Linked DNA regions of Homo sapiens: all the other regions are linked to region 3. A link is a contact called in ENCODE Hi-C or POLR2A ChIA-PET data. All regions are on one chromosome and are shown on one strand. The core of a region is the stretch at or near the end of the contact, and the rest is flanking DNA. Distances in the headings are between cores, read along the strand shown. Region 1 overlaps LARGE1 (LARGE xylosyl- and glucuronyltransferase 1). Region 2 overlaps LARGE1 (LARGE xylosyl- and glucuronyltransferase 1). Region 3 overlaps LARGE1 (LARGE xylosyl- and glucuronyltransferase 1).

Region 1 (4,529 bases), core at 1,115-3,614, 320 kb before region 3:
CCTGTCTTTCAGGGTTAGGGACACTGTGGAACACAGAATCTAGGGTTGCAAGTCTTGTCTGTAAATTGGAGGTTTTTTCTTGTCTTTTTTTTTTTTTTTTGAGACGGAGTTTCACTTTTGTCACCCAGGCTGGAGTGCAGTGGCACCATCTCGGCTCACTGCAACCTCCGCCTCCCGGGTTCAAGCGATTCTCCTGCCTCAGCCTCCCAACTAGCTGGGATTATAGGTTCCCACCACCATGCCCAGCTAGTTTTTTGTATTTTTAGTAGAGACGGAGTTTTAATGTGTTGGGCAGCCTGGTCTCGAACTGCTGACTTCAGGTGATCCGCCCGCCTTGGCCTCTTAGGAAAGAAAGGAGATGAGTAAACTAGAAGTGGGAGGAAGGGTGCCGGGAACAGACTGTGGGAACAGAGTTGCACATATATTCTCTTACGGCCATTTTGGACCAGTGGCCTTTAAACTTCTTTTACTGCACTCAAACCTGCAGGATAAGACTTGTTTTCATCAGTAACATTTGAGTAGAGGTTTGGCCAGGTTGTGGGTACAGGGAGGGCTTGGGGCAGGGGTGGGACCTCTGGAGAGGATGGTGGTGGGACTGCTAGAGGGTTTGAGTGCGGTTTGAATAAACCCCCATATGCATTTTGGATCTTCCTGCATCCGCTACTCTTTCCCTGTCTACCTCTGTTGAGACCTCTTTAATTTTTTATTTTTATTTATTTATTTATTTATTTATTTATTTTTTTGAGAGGGAGTCTTGCTCTATCCCTCAGGCTAGAGTGCAGTGGTGCAATCTCGTCTCACTGCAAACTCTGTCTCCTGGGGTCGGGCGATTCTCCTGCCTCAGCCTCCCAAAGTGCTGGGATTACAGGCATGAGCCACTGTGCCTGGCCCAAAGTGCCAATCCTTACAGCCACCCTCTCTGCCTTCCAGTCTGGAAGGGACATACTCCCGACCCACTGCAGTATACTGAACAAAGATGTTCACACGCACAGGGCGGTGGGGAAGGAGAGCTGACCCATTCACAAGCAGGGAAGATAGAACGGAAAATCAAGGACAGCTTCACAGAAGAGATAAAGCCTGGGTTGGGTTGTGAGGATGAAAAGGATGTCTTCCAGGAAGGCTAGGAGTATGGAAATCCAGGGCCACGTGAACAACATAGACAGGACCCCCCCAGAGGAACAAAACAGATGCCCTGTTTGGAGAACTGTAGGTGTTGTGGTTTTTTTGTTTTGTTTTGTTTTGTTTTGTTTTGTTTTGTTTTGTTTTGTTTGTGCTAGAATGGGAAATGTGAGTGAGAGAGAGCAACAGGTAAAATGCTGGAGACATTCTCAAGAGTAACATCCCAGCTGCCCTCTAGATCAGTAGCCATTAGCGGCATGTGGCTACTTTAAATGAGTTGAAATGAAATAAAATTAAAAATACAGTTCCTTAGTCTCAATAGCCACCTGCAGCTAGTGGCCACCATATTTTAGAGCACAGATGTAGAAAATATACATCATGACTGTTGGGCAGTGCTGGGCTGAATGTTTCCTTATTTGGCTCACATCTGTCAAGCTGCACCTGGTGTTTCGTGACACCTGCACGCGTCAGGTTTTGGAGTGGCTTGCTTCGTTTTGGTAGAAGAGCCTGTACTGGCTGCTCAGGGCCACAGTGGATGTGCCAGAGAGATTGAATGTATAGTTAGAAGCAATGTACAATTGCTCAAGATATGAATATTAGTAACTTTGTTTTATTTTTTAGCACTGCTCAGATGAATATATAAAAATCCGAAGAAATATGTTATTTCCCCTCTAAGCCAGCAGAGCTACTAGTTTTATTAAGCAGACAATGGCAAATCTATTTTTAATTTAATTTTTTATTAAAAAATGCCCTACTGCTTGAGATTCTAATCTCTAGCTGAATAGTAAGTGTCATTTTCGAGTTGCGAATCGCCAGAGCAACAGCGTGCGTCGAAGGCACTTAATAAATAGGATTCGGTGCTTTACGTCCGTGTAGAGACAAAAATAGATCAAAAAGCTTTTCGATTTTACTTTTGAGTACAGTGTTCTGACTTTCTAGATGGTAAGGAACCATTTAGAACTATAAAGGGATTTCGATTTCGATAACAGTAACTGTGTTTAATGTTACAAACTTTCTATTTTGTAAGTGGCTTTCTTTGAAGTCCTGTTGGCAGTTTGTTAAATATTTTAGACTGTTATTTGTGACCAAGAGGTTCAGTTTGGAGGACTTTTTGTGATTCACCCGTGTGCTTTAAAATAATTTGCCACTATTTTTGGAGTACTCGGTCCCAGGAGATTTGTGCATGAGTCCTGATTTTGTCTCTTAGTAGCAGTGTGACTCAGGGCAAGTCACATAGCCTGTGCTGAGGATCTCTTGGCTTTCTGACTTTGTATTTATTCACCCTGCTTAGTTTTCCCAGGGAGACCCACACTCACACCCACCCTTTAGCCCATGGACTTTGGTGGAGATGATATTGTGCAGGGCTTCAGGGGGAGACATAGGACTCAGATTATTCCTAATACTGGCTTATAGTAATTGGCTTAGAGGTGGTTTCATGACCTAGTTGGAGCCCACAAGATGTGATGAGGCTTTTGTTGGGGCTGTTGAGAGGTATGTGTGTTCTTTCCCACTGGCCTTGAACTCAGAGGTTGGAGCTGCGGATATTGTAGCTACATCCAACCTAGTAGCTGTCTTGCTACTGCATGGCATCTGAGTATGAAGTCCGTGTGGATGAGAGCAGAGCTGAGGTGGAGAGGGACCAGGCCATCTCCTGGACCCAGATCAAACCTTGCCACAGGGTAGATTCACCTCTGGACCTTACAGATTGTGAACTATTCAGTCCTTTATTTTGCCTGCATTAGTTTGAGTTGGATTTTCTGTCACTTTCATTGGAAAGCTCCCTCAAAAACTCTGAAACATTTTTTGTACATTTGTAAGAGGAAAAAAAAATGAGAGTAACAGAACAGACGCACCTTGGCTTAGCATAGATTGCATCCTGCTAAACCCATCGTAAGTTGAAAATATCAAGTTCAAAATTTGCGTTTAATACATTTAACCTACATTACAGCATAGTTTAGCTTAGCCTGCCTTAAACATGCTCACTTTCATTGGCCTGTATTTGGGCAAAATCATGCAACCTAAGCCTAGGTATATTAAATACTGTACTGAAAATGAAAAACAGAATGGTTATATGGGTACTCAAGTATAGTTTCTATTGAATGCATATTGCTTTTGCATCATCATAAAGCTGGAAAGTCATCCAGGTGCAGTGGCTCACGCCTGTAATCCCAGCACTTTGGGAGGCTGAGGCGGGTGGATCACTTGAGCCCAGGAGTTCGAGACCAGCCTGGGCAACGTGACGAAACCTTGTCTGTATAAAAACTAGAAAAATTAGATGGTCATGGTAGCATGTGCCTGGGGAGTTTAGGCTGCAGTGAGCCGTGATCACGCCACTGTGCTCCAGCCTGGGTGACTGAGCGAGACCCTTTCCCAGAAAAAAAAAAAGCTGAAAAATCTAAGTCGAATTATCCTAAATCGGGGACTGTCTGTACTTACCTTATATCTAGGGTTGCTGTAAAGATGAAGGAGGGCAATAGATCCAATAGTACTTTAAAAGTGGTAAAATACTAGATATTTGCAAGAAAAGATGCTAGAACCTTTCACACCAAATTTTGACTGTGTGAGAAATAAATCAACAATGTAGTTTCACAGCTCCAAGCTAATAGAGATTAAACTATATTACTCTCAGTATTTTGCCAAAGTGAGTTGGTCTTCAAAAATAGTTTTAAAAGAATGTATGTATAAAAAGTTTTTAAAGACAGGAAGTAAAACTGCAACAGGATTTCTTATTCATTTTTATGACCATTTTTGTCTTTTAAAAACTAGGTCCCTTTTTATGCATGGATTCTATTATTTTTCCTAGATTTTACAGTGAGGGGATGTGCATTTTCTTGAGGGGGTGCCGATTTGGTGCAGTGCTGCTTTGCATATATTATTAAATCAAATAGTTTTATAATTGAATATGAAGTAGGGCAAAATCCTAAACCTAGTTAGTATGGGTGTGCATTTCCTGCGTATTCATTTTCCTGTGTTGGTTTACATAGTTTCTTACCACCTTCAATTCGGAGGCATTTTAGAGGCATTTTCTCTAATGATCTGGCCCATAGATCGTTTCATAAGTAAATGGGATCAGCAGGGTTTTATGTCTCCTACAGCAGAAGGTGCCTGGGCTTTAGGGTTGAATGCATCTGGGTTTGAAGCCTGGAGCCCCCACGTTTCCTGGGTCCAGGTGATCTTCTCTGGAACAATGAGGGGCATAGTTCATTGTAGTAGGCATGCATGAAAGTTAGATGAGGTGACGCAAGTCAAAGTGCCTCATACCTGGTAGGTAGTTAATAATCGCTTTTCTTATTTTTTTATTTCATGTAAACGTGTGATTTGAAGGCAGTCAGTCTGTCTCTAGGGAAATTAAGAATTTTAGCAAAGAATCAATTGGTCCCCATAGCATTCATATTTTAACTGTTCAGGCT
Region 2 (4,781 bases), core at 843-3,342, 280 kb before region 3:
GGTTATTACCAGGGGCTGGGAGGGAGGGAGAAAGGGCAGAAGCTGCCTGATGGGTGTGGGGTTTTGTTTTGGAGTTCATGGAAAAGTTTTGGAATTAGATTGAGGTGGTGGTTGCACAGCATTGTGAATGCACTAAATAAATGCCTCTGGGTTGTTTAAAATAGCTCATTTTATTTTATGTGAATGTCAGCTTAATAAATTTCAAAAAATAATAATCATAAAATGTAGCAAGGGGAGAGGCATTAGACAAAGTTCATAGTGACAGTGAACATTGTTTGAATGGAAGAAAACAATTGGAAGAGAAGAAATAGGACATGTTAGGTATAATGATGGTTGTTATTTTATTTATTTATTTATTTATTTATTCATTTATTTACTTATTTATTTATTTTTTGAGACAGAGTCTTGCTCTGTCGCCCAGGCTGGAGTGCAGTGGTGTGATCTGGGCTCATGGCAACCTCTGCCTCCCGGGTTCAAGGAATTCTCCTGCCTCAGCCTCCCCAGTAGCTGGGATTACAGACACCTGCCATCATGCCCAGCTAATTTTTTGTATTTTTGCAGAGATAGGGTTTCACCATGTTGGCCAGGCTGGTCTCAAACTCCTGACCTCAGGTGATCCGCCCGCCTGAGTCTCCCAAAGTGCTGGGATTACAGGCGTGAGCCACCGTGCCCGACCAGGGTTGAGTCTTTACTCTGAATGAAGTTGGGAGCCATTGGAGTGGTTGGGGCAGAGGAAAGAGATTCCTTGGCTTGCTTTTCTAAAAGATCTCTTTGGTTACTGACTTGAGCAGAGCTTGCAGACAAGGATAGAGGAAGGGAGATCAGTTAGGAAACTAGGACAGTTGTTTCATTCAAGCAGGAGATGCTGGTGGCTTAGACCAAGTGTAGTGGCCAAAGTGTTGGGATATAGTCCAAATCCAGGTGTGTCTTTAAGGTATATTCAGCAGGATTTTCTGAGATATTGGATATGAGACTAACAGAGGAAGAAGAGTCAAGGGTGTGTCTAGTTTTTTATTTGAGCACCTAAAGGAACGAAGTTGGTGGAGTTCGGGAGCTGTCCATATATTCTAACTGGGAAGATTGCAAGAGAAACAAGCTTGGGAGAGAACATTAGGAGTTCAGTTTCAGTCTTATTGAATGAGTGGTGCTTTTTCGATATATCCAAGTGAATATATTGGGCCAGACAGTGGGATATGAGCCAGGAGTTCTGGAACAAGGTTAGGGTGGGAGATACAGATTGGAGGTTGCTGGCCTTTGCAGGCCATTGAAAGCCGTGAACCTGACTGGGATCAGCTAGAAAATGCATGATGGTAGAGAAGAGGAGGCTGAACTTGACTGCACTCTCTGCATGCTCTGGAAAAATAAAACCTGGGTTGCACTGGGGACATTGGGGGCTAGTTCAGTCATTTTTTAGAGCTGGGGTTTTGTTGTTGTTTTTGTTTAAGCCAGGCACTTTAGTCTTAACTTTCAGGGAAAATCAAAGTAGGTTGTTCAAGGTACCCAAAACACACAGATATGCAGCTGGCTTTCTGCAAAGTGTTCATGTGAAGAGGTGCCAGGTGTGTGCCTGGTAAGTGTGTGTTTTACTGAGCAGCAGGGAGCTGAACTGTGGATCTCTTGCAGCCTCCCTTTTGATATGTGCGTCTCAAGCAGTCAACCTGCAAATTGCTTTGTATTCAGAAGGTGCCAAATACATGTTCATGGAATGAATGGATAAATGGTCCTTGCCCTTTGTGCCTGAAGACCATGGTAGAAAGGTGCAGTTTATTATTTTATTGTTGACTTCTGGTTTGAACCAAAGAGGTTTTTGCATATACGTTGGCTATTAGAGATCAAGTCTGCGTTCAATGTTGGAGATTTATTATATTTTGGATAGATAGAGGGCTCTAAAGGCAATTCCCAGAGAAATCCAAAACTATTGTCAACAAAGGCAGCATTAGTGGAATCACTGACTAACTTCCCAAAAAGTTATGTTAAGCAGGCCTTTCTAAGGATGGCAGTCAGGATTGCTATGTTCTCTTCTGTATAGGGAGGAGAGTACAGGATGGCAGCCAGGATTGCTGTGTTAATTCTCTTCTGTATAAACAAGAGAGTACAGAAGACAGTTAACATAACAATCCTGACTGCCATCCTTCAACAGGCCTGCTTACGAGGTTGGCTTTGGCTGGCATCTGGGGACTTGGATTTTAGGAGGGTTCCCATCATTCTCAGACCCGATAAGACTGGGTCACTGTGCTTAAACTGTTGATGCAAACAATATAGTTTATTCTGAACATCTGTTTTCCTTCTGGGAGTCTACAATTTTGGATGCCTGCCTAACCAGTCCTGGGTGAAAACCCTAGGCACGGAACCTCTAATGAGCTTCCCTCGTAAACATGTTTTCACACGTGTGGTCACAGCTCATTGCTGGAGGAATTAAGTGTGTCCTGTGTGACTCTACTGGGAGAGAACTCTTGAAGCTTGAGCCTGGTTCCCTCCAGACTTTGCCTCATAGACCTTCTTCCTTTGCTGGTTCTACTCTATGTCCTTTTGCTGTGATGAGTCATAGCCATGAGATGCTGTAAGTCATAGCCACATCTACATGCTGAGTCTGGCGAGTCCTCCTAGTGAATTGTTGAACCTCACCTCCTCTGCATTTTTGGTTGTTGGTGTTGTTAAACAGCCAGTCATATCATCTTACGGAGCTATGAATTCCATTAGCATTTACTGGATTCCAGCTATGTACAACATACTTGTAAAACTCCAGTTTGCCTTAGAAACTGAGTCAAACCACCAAATGTGTCCAGGAGTAACTCGTTCCCAAGACATTTCCAGATATCAGGCAATATGGAAGCTACAGAGATGAAGTCTCTGAAGCTCAATTGAGATAGGAAATGTAAGTTGTATAGAAGTTGTATAGAAGCAGAACCCCTAGAACATTGAGGGAAATGAGTGCTCTACCAATTCCATAATGTAATAGTAGCTTTTATTAAGAGGAGGGTCATGAATGCTGTCTTGGGGGAGTTAGAGAAGTGACTTTAAGGCATTGGTGGACTTTGCTGGTGTTGAGAAAGAATATTTTGATCTTCCTTGGTATCCGTCGTCATCTTTTAGCTTTCATTTGTGTGTTGATCTATCCACCCATCTTCCTGTCCATCCAATTGTCTGTCTACCCACTCACCCACCCATCTATCTGTCCAGCCTTGCCAGGCAGCTTGTTACATTCATGAGCTTTGATTATGTGTTAGGCTGTGTTCAAGGCACTGAAGTACTGGGGTGAATTGAGTAGGGTCCCTGCCCTCTTGTGCAAAGGAAGGATTTGGTTGGGTGGGAGATGACTAATGAATCCGTACCCTGGTGGTATTGTTTAGGGAGAGGGAGATAGACCTGGGAATAAATATTTATTCCTAGATAGAAGTGCACAATTCTTTCTAGGGATACACAGGTACACATGCCCAATTCACCTTGGTGGGTTGAGTGGGGAGAGGGGCAGGGTGACAAATAAGAGTTACTTGTCACCTTACCTACTGTATATCTAAGCATATTGTCCATACAAAGAGATCAGTGCAGGAGATGTCCTGTGTCCCTGTCTTCATAACCAGAACGGGGAAGAAAACCTCCTCCTGTGAGTTCCCCGAAGGTTAATTTAAAATATTCTTTTCATTTGGCTTTAAGATTACTCAGAGCCATCTTTAATACACAATTAGGGACATAACCATTCCTAAAGGTAGGTGGCAGCTGCCTTCATTCACCTGCCAGTGATAATCAAAGGAAGACTCCCAGCCTGTCTAGTCTGGAACATTCAGCAGGGCCTAAGAGCTCTTCTCTAAGTGATGATGGGACTGAAGCCATCTCTGTAGTGCTTCCCTTGCTGTTCTGAGCCATTTGCAGTGGGAATAAGTGCTTATGGAGTCAGCAGCTGTGAGTTGGGGGAGGCAAATTATTACTTTTATTTTTGGCTCTGCCTGGGGTCAGAATTTCTTTTGTTTCTGATTTACCTTTTATTTGAGAAACTTGGCATGATACCTGTGTTCAGAGGATTCATTAGTCATCTCCCTCTCAACCAAATCATTCCTTTGCACATGTGATTGTTAACCCCTCTTTTTTTTTTTTCTCCAGAGTTAGTTATCAGGCATTTTTTCAGAGGACTTTCATAAGGTAGTCTGAACAAATGAAGATATTATTTTCATTAGTAAAAATAGTAACAGCAAACACTAGGGGTGTCAGACAGTGTTTTAAGTGCGTATATAGCTTTACTCTTTTGATACAACTTATGAAGTAGATGCCATAATTATCTTCCCTGTGTTACATATGAGGAAACTAGTCACTGGGGAAGCGGGGGGTATCAGGTAATTTGTCCAGGTACCTCTTCTGATCTTGGATTTTAAAAGGAGTTGGAACACCAAAAGCACAATTCGTAAAACAAAATGGATGAACTGGAATTAATCACAGTTTAAAATGTGGCTTTGTAGGAGAATCTGTTAAGAGGGTGAAAAGAGACGCCACTGACTGGGAGAAATGTGTGTAAATGACACATTTGACAGAGGACTCGTATCCTGAATATATAAAAATCTCTCCAGACTCAACATTAAAAACCAAACAATCCAATTAGAAAATGGGCAAAAGACTTAGACATGTCACCAAGGAAAATACACAGATGGGAAATAAGCGCATGAAAAGATGCTCAACAACATCAGGGAAATATAAATTAAGACCATAATTAGCTACCATTACACACCTATTAGAATGAATACGATAAAATTTGCTGACAATATCAGATGCTGGTGAGGTTGCAGAGAAAC
Region 3 (4,602 bases), core at 1,200-3,699:
GAGGCCCTCACCAGAAATAGATGCAGGCGCTATGCTTTGTATATAGTCTGCAAAGCTATGAGCCAAAATAAACCTCTTTTCTTTATAAATTACCCATTCTCAGGTATTCCTTTATAGCAGTGTGAATGGACTAACACAGAGCTACACCTCTCAGCTTCCCTTGCAGACATTGCTAGTACTCTGCATTAGAATGTGAGTAGAAAAAACGTGGTGTATGTATATGTGTTTGCAAAAAATGGCCACAAGTTTTTCCCCTGCCTACATCGGTTACTTTCACCAAGACTGTGTAGCTCCTCCCATTAAGAGGAGGCATCTATGTCCACTTCCTGAATCTGGGCCGGTCTTGTCGTTTGTTTTGACCAATGTAATGGTATGAGCATGACACAAGCAGAGACCTGAAAAGTACTTGAGCACTGGGGCTCCCCCTGCCACTCTGGGAGCCTGTCTGCCCTGTTGTGAACAAACCCGGGCTAGCCTGTTGGAGGATGAGAGCCCATGTGGAGAGAGGCCCCATCATCTGAGCTATCCTATGCTAGCAGGTAAGGCCACCCTATAGTAGCCAGCCCAGCTGATCCAACAGCTGTACTTATGGCTGCAGAGGCATGAGCACCGTAGCCCAAACCAGAACAGCCCAGCTGTGTCAGGCCAGCTTGCCTACTTGCATTTTAAGCCACTACATGTGAGGATTACTTGTTACACAGCAATGCTGACTGATACAGTGTGCTACTTCTTGGAGAAACTTTTTAAGAACCACGTATTTCTTCACTGTGTTCTCTTTTTACTGTCCTATAGTCATTCCTGAAATAACCCATAGTTCCCAGCCAGTGGGACATCTCATTTTGCAACCAGGCAACAGTGCCAAAATACACTCATCCAGGCTCCTCTTTGGCAAGCGCTGGGGACTGAAAATCAGTGCCCTGGCCTCAAGGAGCTCACCTGCCAGCAAAGACAGACACATGTAAACAACACAATCAAATTACTACTTATTTTTATTACTAATAGATACATTGATTTCAGGTGCTGATCAGTGCAATGAAAATACAGCTGGAAGCTTGTTATGCCTTAAGGAAGTGAGCTTTTGGGAATCAGTTCACGGAGCCACTCCACGCTTTCTTTTTACATTGAAGGAAGAGAGGCCCACACAGAAGTCCCAAAACAGCAGCTCGTGTTTTGCACGGAATCCCATGAATTTCTGTCAGATCATGTCTCATAGAGCATTACTAAAACCAGGACAGAAAGACGCAGAACACTTCCGGGAGTCAGGCAGAGCAGACTGGGATTAGGATTCAGATGTGAACAGAAAGCAGCTGCAAGCTGATGTGGCTCAGCTCAATGCCCAGGTGGGCAGTGGGGGCAGGTGTTGGTGGGGAAGTGAGTTAGAGATGGCCCAGCTCAGCACTGCTGTGTTCTGCAGAGAGTTCAGAGTCCCCTCCCGTGCTTGTCAGAGAGCAGAAGCTTGCTGTCTCCCTGCGGGATTGTGGGATTTGGAGAACAGCCACCCCCATGAATCTCAGGTACAGGATGGTTTAAGAAGCACTGAGGCCAGACACAGTGGCTCTTGCCTGTAATCCTAGCGCTTTGGGAGGCTGAGGTGCAAGGATTGATTTAGCCCAGGGTTTCAAAACCAGCCTGGGCAACATAGTGAGACCCCCCATCAGTACAGAAAATAAAAAATTAGCCAGGCATGGTGGCACACGTCTGTAGTCCCCATTTCAGGAGGCTGAGCGATACAAAAAGTAGAAAATTAGCCAGGCGTGGCAGCACAGGCCTGTAGCCCCAGCTGCTTGGGAGGCTGAAGAGGGAGGATTGCTTGAGCTCAGGAGATCCAGGCTGCAGTGAGCTCTGATCACACCACCGCACTCCAGCCTGGGTGACAGAGTGAGACCCTGACTCCAAAAAAAAAAAAAAAAAAAAAAAGAGAAAAACCACTGAAACAGATAGACGAACAGTCTCTTAGCCTCTCAGCAAGAGGAAGCCAGGGAGTACAAACTTCTTAATCCTAAGGAAAAGAAAATGCTACTTAAACTAAATATCAAGAAGAGACAAATTCCCCTGTGCTTAAGAACACGACTTGGAAATGTTCTCTTTTTACCCAGCGTCATAAACAGAATGTGGGCTGGTGATGTGGCCATGTAGATCAGCCTCTCAAAGAATGAATTGTTTTCTTTCTCTTTTTTTTCCTTGTTTTTCACTTCTAAAATACTATGTTTCCTCTTTTGGTTAAATGACAGACTTGCTTTTAAGAAGAGCAGTCAAGGATGTAAAAATAGTGATTTCAAAGAAAGCTGGGAGAGAATCATCATTTACGTGTTTTTGTTTTTTCAATTTGGGAATAAACTCCCAGTGTGGGTGGGGAGTGTCTGGAGCCTGAGAGGGAACCTGGGTGTCTTCGGGAGCCAGTGCAGGGGCTGGTACTTTATTTTATGGGGACCTGTGGCCTGAGATGCGTTTTAGAGGTAACAGTGCCCCCTTCTGGTGCAAATGAATAAAGAGTTGAGGTTTCTGTAAGTATAATTTAGATATCCCCGTGGCAGAGTGGAGCTTTTAAACTCATTGTCTCTGGGGCAGAAATTATGCCTTGGCTGTTCCTCCCTCCAACCCCAGGGAGCCCCCCTGGGTCTCCTTTGAGGCATGCTCCTCTCTGAGGCATATGTGACCACACACACACACACACACACACGCGCGCGCACGCACGCAGCTCAGGGACCTGCAGAATTGCCAGAGATCATTGCAGTGAGTCAGGATTCCTCTGTCTTGACTTGGATCTTCATTCTTCAGCTTGAGCATATCCATGAGATTTTTTTTTAATCTGCAGAAAGCCAGAGTGCTCTGTGGAATCAAGCTGCCTGTGAAAGTGTTTCTTTTCTTTTCTTTTGCCTAAAACAAATTCCAACTAGCTGTCTTGTTTTAGGTAAGTTCCAACTAGCTGACTTCCATCTGGTCAGCTAGTTGTACAGTCATATGTGTACACATCCAGGGGCAGAAACATCTAGGATGTTGGTCCCTGGATGTGCGGGTCCCTGGATATATGTACACATGACCGTCTCTTTTGATGTATGTCAGGATGTGATCAGAATTAACACTTAAACCCCCACGGTCAGTACCACACCCCTTTCTCTGCCCCACTCCAGTCCCCTCAGGGGGTGCAGTTACACTTCCACTCCTGTCCTAGTGAATTCTCCTTGGCCTGGTGACCTGGGAGGGCCTCATTGGAGAACAAGAATATTGGACACTATCATGATCAACACTAGGGGAGAAGGGCCCAGACTCCAGAGCCAGTCAGCCTGGGTTCAAATCCTGTGCCTGAGGCCGGGCGCGGTGGGTCGTGCCTGTGATCCCAACCTTTTGGGAGGCCGAGGCCAGCGCAACACCTGAGGTCAGGAGTTCGAGATCAGCCTGGCCAACATGGTGAAACTCCATCTCTGCTAAAAATACAAAAATTAGCCAGGCATGGTGGCATGTGCCTTTATTCAGGAGGCTGAGGCATGAGAATTGCCTGAACCTGGGAGGCGGAGGTTGCAGTGAGCTGAGATGGTGTCACTGCACTCCAGCCTAGGCGACAGAGTGAGAGTGTCTCAAAACAAAAACAAATCCTGTGTCTGCCATTTGCTGGCGTGTGACCTTGGGCTGTTGATTTAACCTGTTTGGGATTCAATTTTCTCACATAGGGATGATGATCACAATATGTAATTCCTGGGATTTGTGTGACACACAGATGAGTTCCTCTATGCCACGTATTTAGAGCAGCGCTCAGCATAAAGGACTTCATGCACATTAACCATTATTCTAGCTTCTTGGCTTAAGGTATGAAGTTGCCAGATCTTCTCAGCTGTATGATTTCCTCAAGTCAAATCCTGGTTCCCATTGCCTTGAGAAGAGAGGGTGCCTCAGATCCCAGAAAAATCTGTAGGAGTTGGAGTGATCTAACGACAGCAAGGAGAGTGAATTTGGGGCATCACCCAGTTCTCCTTATAATCTTCAGGCCAGTCCTGCTCACTGCTGTCTGACTTTGTAGCCTGATTTTTCCAGATGAAGCTGCTCTTGTTGACCCAGGTCTCCCCCTTCTTCTTTAAGGTATATTGTATCTGTGGGATACAGACATAGTGCAGGACTGAGGCCATGCATTCTCCTTCCTAAGAGCTTCTTACTCCGGGTCTGTGGGTAGATTCCAGGGATTCTCAGACTCTCTCAGAAGTTGTATACAAAATTCTCTGGGCGGCCCGGCACAGTGGCTCACGCCTGTAATCCCAGCACTGTGGGAGGCTGAGGCAGGCGGATCACAAGTCAGGAGTTCGAGACCATCCTGGCCCATATGGTGAAACCCCATCTCTACTAAAAATACAAAATTAGCCGGGCGGGTGCTAATATTTGCTAATATTGGTGGCAGGTGCCTGTATTCCCAGCTATTCGGGAGGCTGAGGCAGGAGAATCGCGCTTGAACCCAGTGAGCCAAGATTGCACCACTGCACTCCAGCCTGGGCAACAGAGCGAGACTGTCTCAAAAAAAGAATTCTTTGTGCATTATATGTATGTTTTTGTAGCTCTACTCCACCGAGTTCAGCCCTTTTTATTGGACAACTTTCCTAGAGGTTAGAGTGCGTC

Evidence for each region. Hi-C counts contacts between places; a loop is a spot of excess contacts on that map. ChIA-PET counts read pairs that join two places held with the same protein, here RNA polymerase II (POLR2A). Pooled maps may share reads with other maps.
Region 1: a loop to region 3 is called in a map of OCI-LY7, with 4 times the contacts of the local background. The contact joins two enhancer-like sites. A Hi-C loop is called at or near these places in 1 of 168 maps with a recorded cell type or tissue (OCI-LY7), 7 of 37 single-sample maps with no recorded cell type and 4 of 50 pooled maps. POLR2A ChIA-PET finds 5 or more read pairs at or near these places in 1 of 52 experiments (A549).
Region 2: a loop to region 3 is called in a map of IMR-90, with 2.2 times the contacts of the local background. The contact joins two enhancer-like sites. A Hi-C loop is called at or near these places in 2 of 168 maps with a recorded cell type or tissue (IMR-90 and prostate gland), 1 of 37 single-sample maps with no recorded cell type and 2 of 50 pooled maps.

What each region holds. Positions count from the first base shown.
Region 1 is chr22:33,839,651-33,844,179 of GRCh38, reverse strand. All of the region lies in intron 1 of LARGE1 (LARGE xylosyl- and glucuronyltransferase 1), which reads left to right. Among named protein-coding and RNA genes, the nearest start is that of LARGE1, 79 kb to the left of the region's middle. RefSeq lists an enhancer at 2,220-2,279. Within about 2 kb of position 2,364, at least 3 of the 41 ENCODE cell types and tissues checked have a DNase peak (open chromatin) inside an H3K27ac peak, as active enhancers do; they include OCI-LY7, where a contact is called at or near this core.
Region 2 is chr22:33,801,347-33,806,127 of GRCh38, reverse strand. All of the region lies in intron 1 of LARGE1 (LARGE xylosyl- and glucuronyltransferase 1), which reads left to right. Among named protein-coding and RNA genes, the nearest start is that of LARGE-AS1, 79 kb to the right of the region's middle. Within about 2 kb of position 2,092, at least 3 of the 41 ENCODE cell types and tissues checked have a DNase peak (open chromatin) inside an H3K27ac peak, as active enhancers do.
Region 3 is chr22:33,517,314-33,521,915 of GRCh38, reverse strand. All of the region lies in intron 6 of LARGE1 (LARGE xylosyl- and glucuronyltransferase 1), which reads left to right. Among named protein-coding and RNA genes, the nearest start is that of MIR4764, 83 kb to the right of the region's middle. Within about 2 kb of position 2,449, at least 9 of the 41 ENCODE cell types and tissues checked have a DNase peak (open chromatin) inside an H3K27ac peak, as active enhancers do; they include OCI-LY7, where a contact is called at or near this core.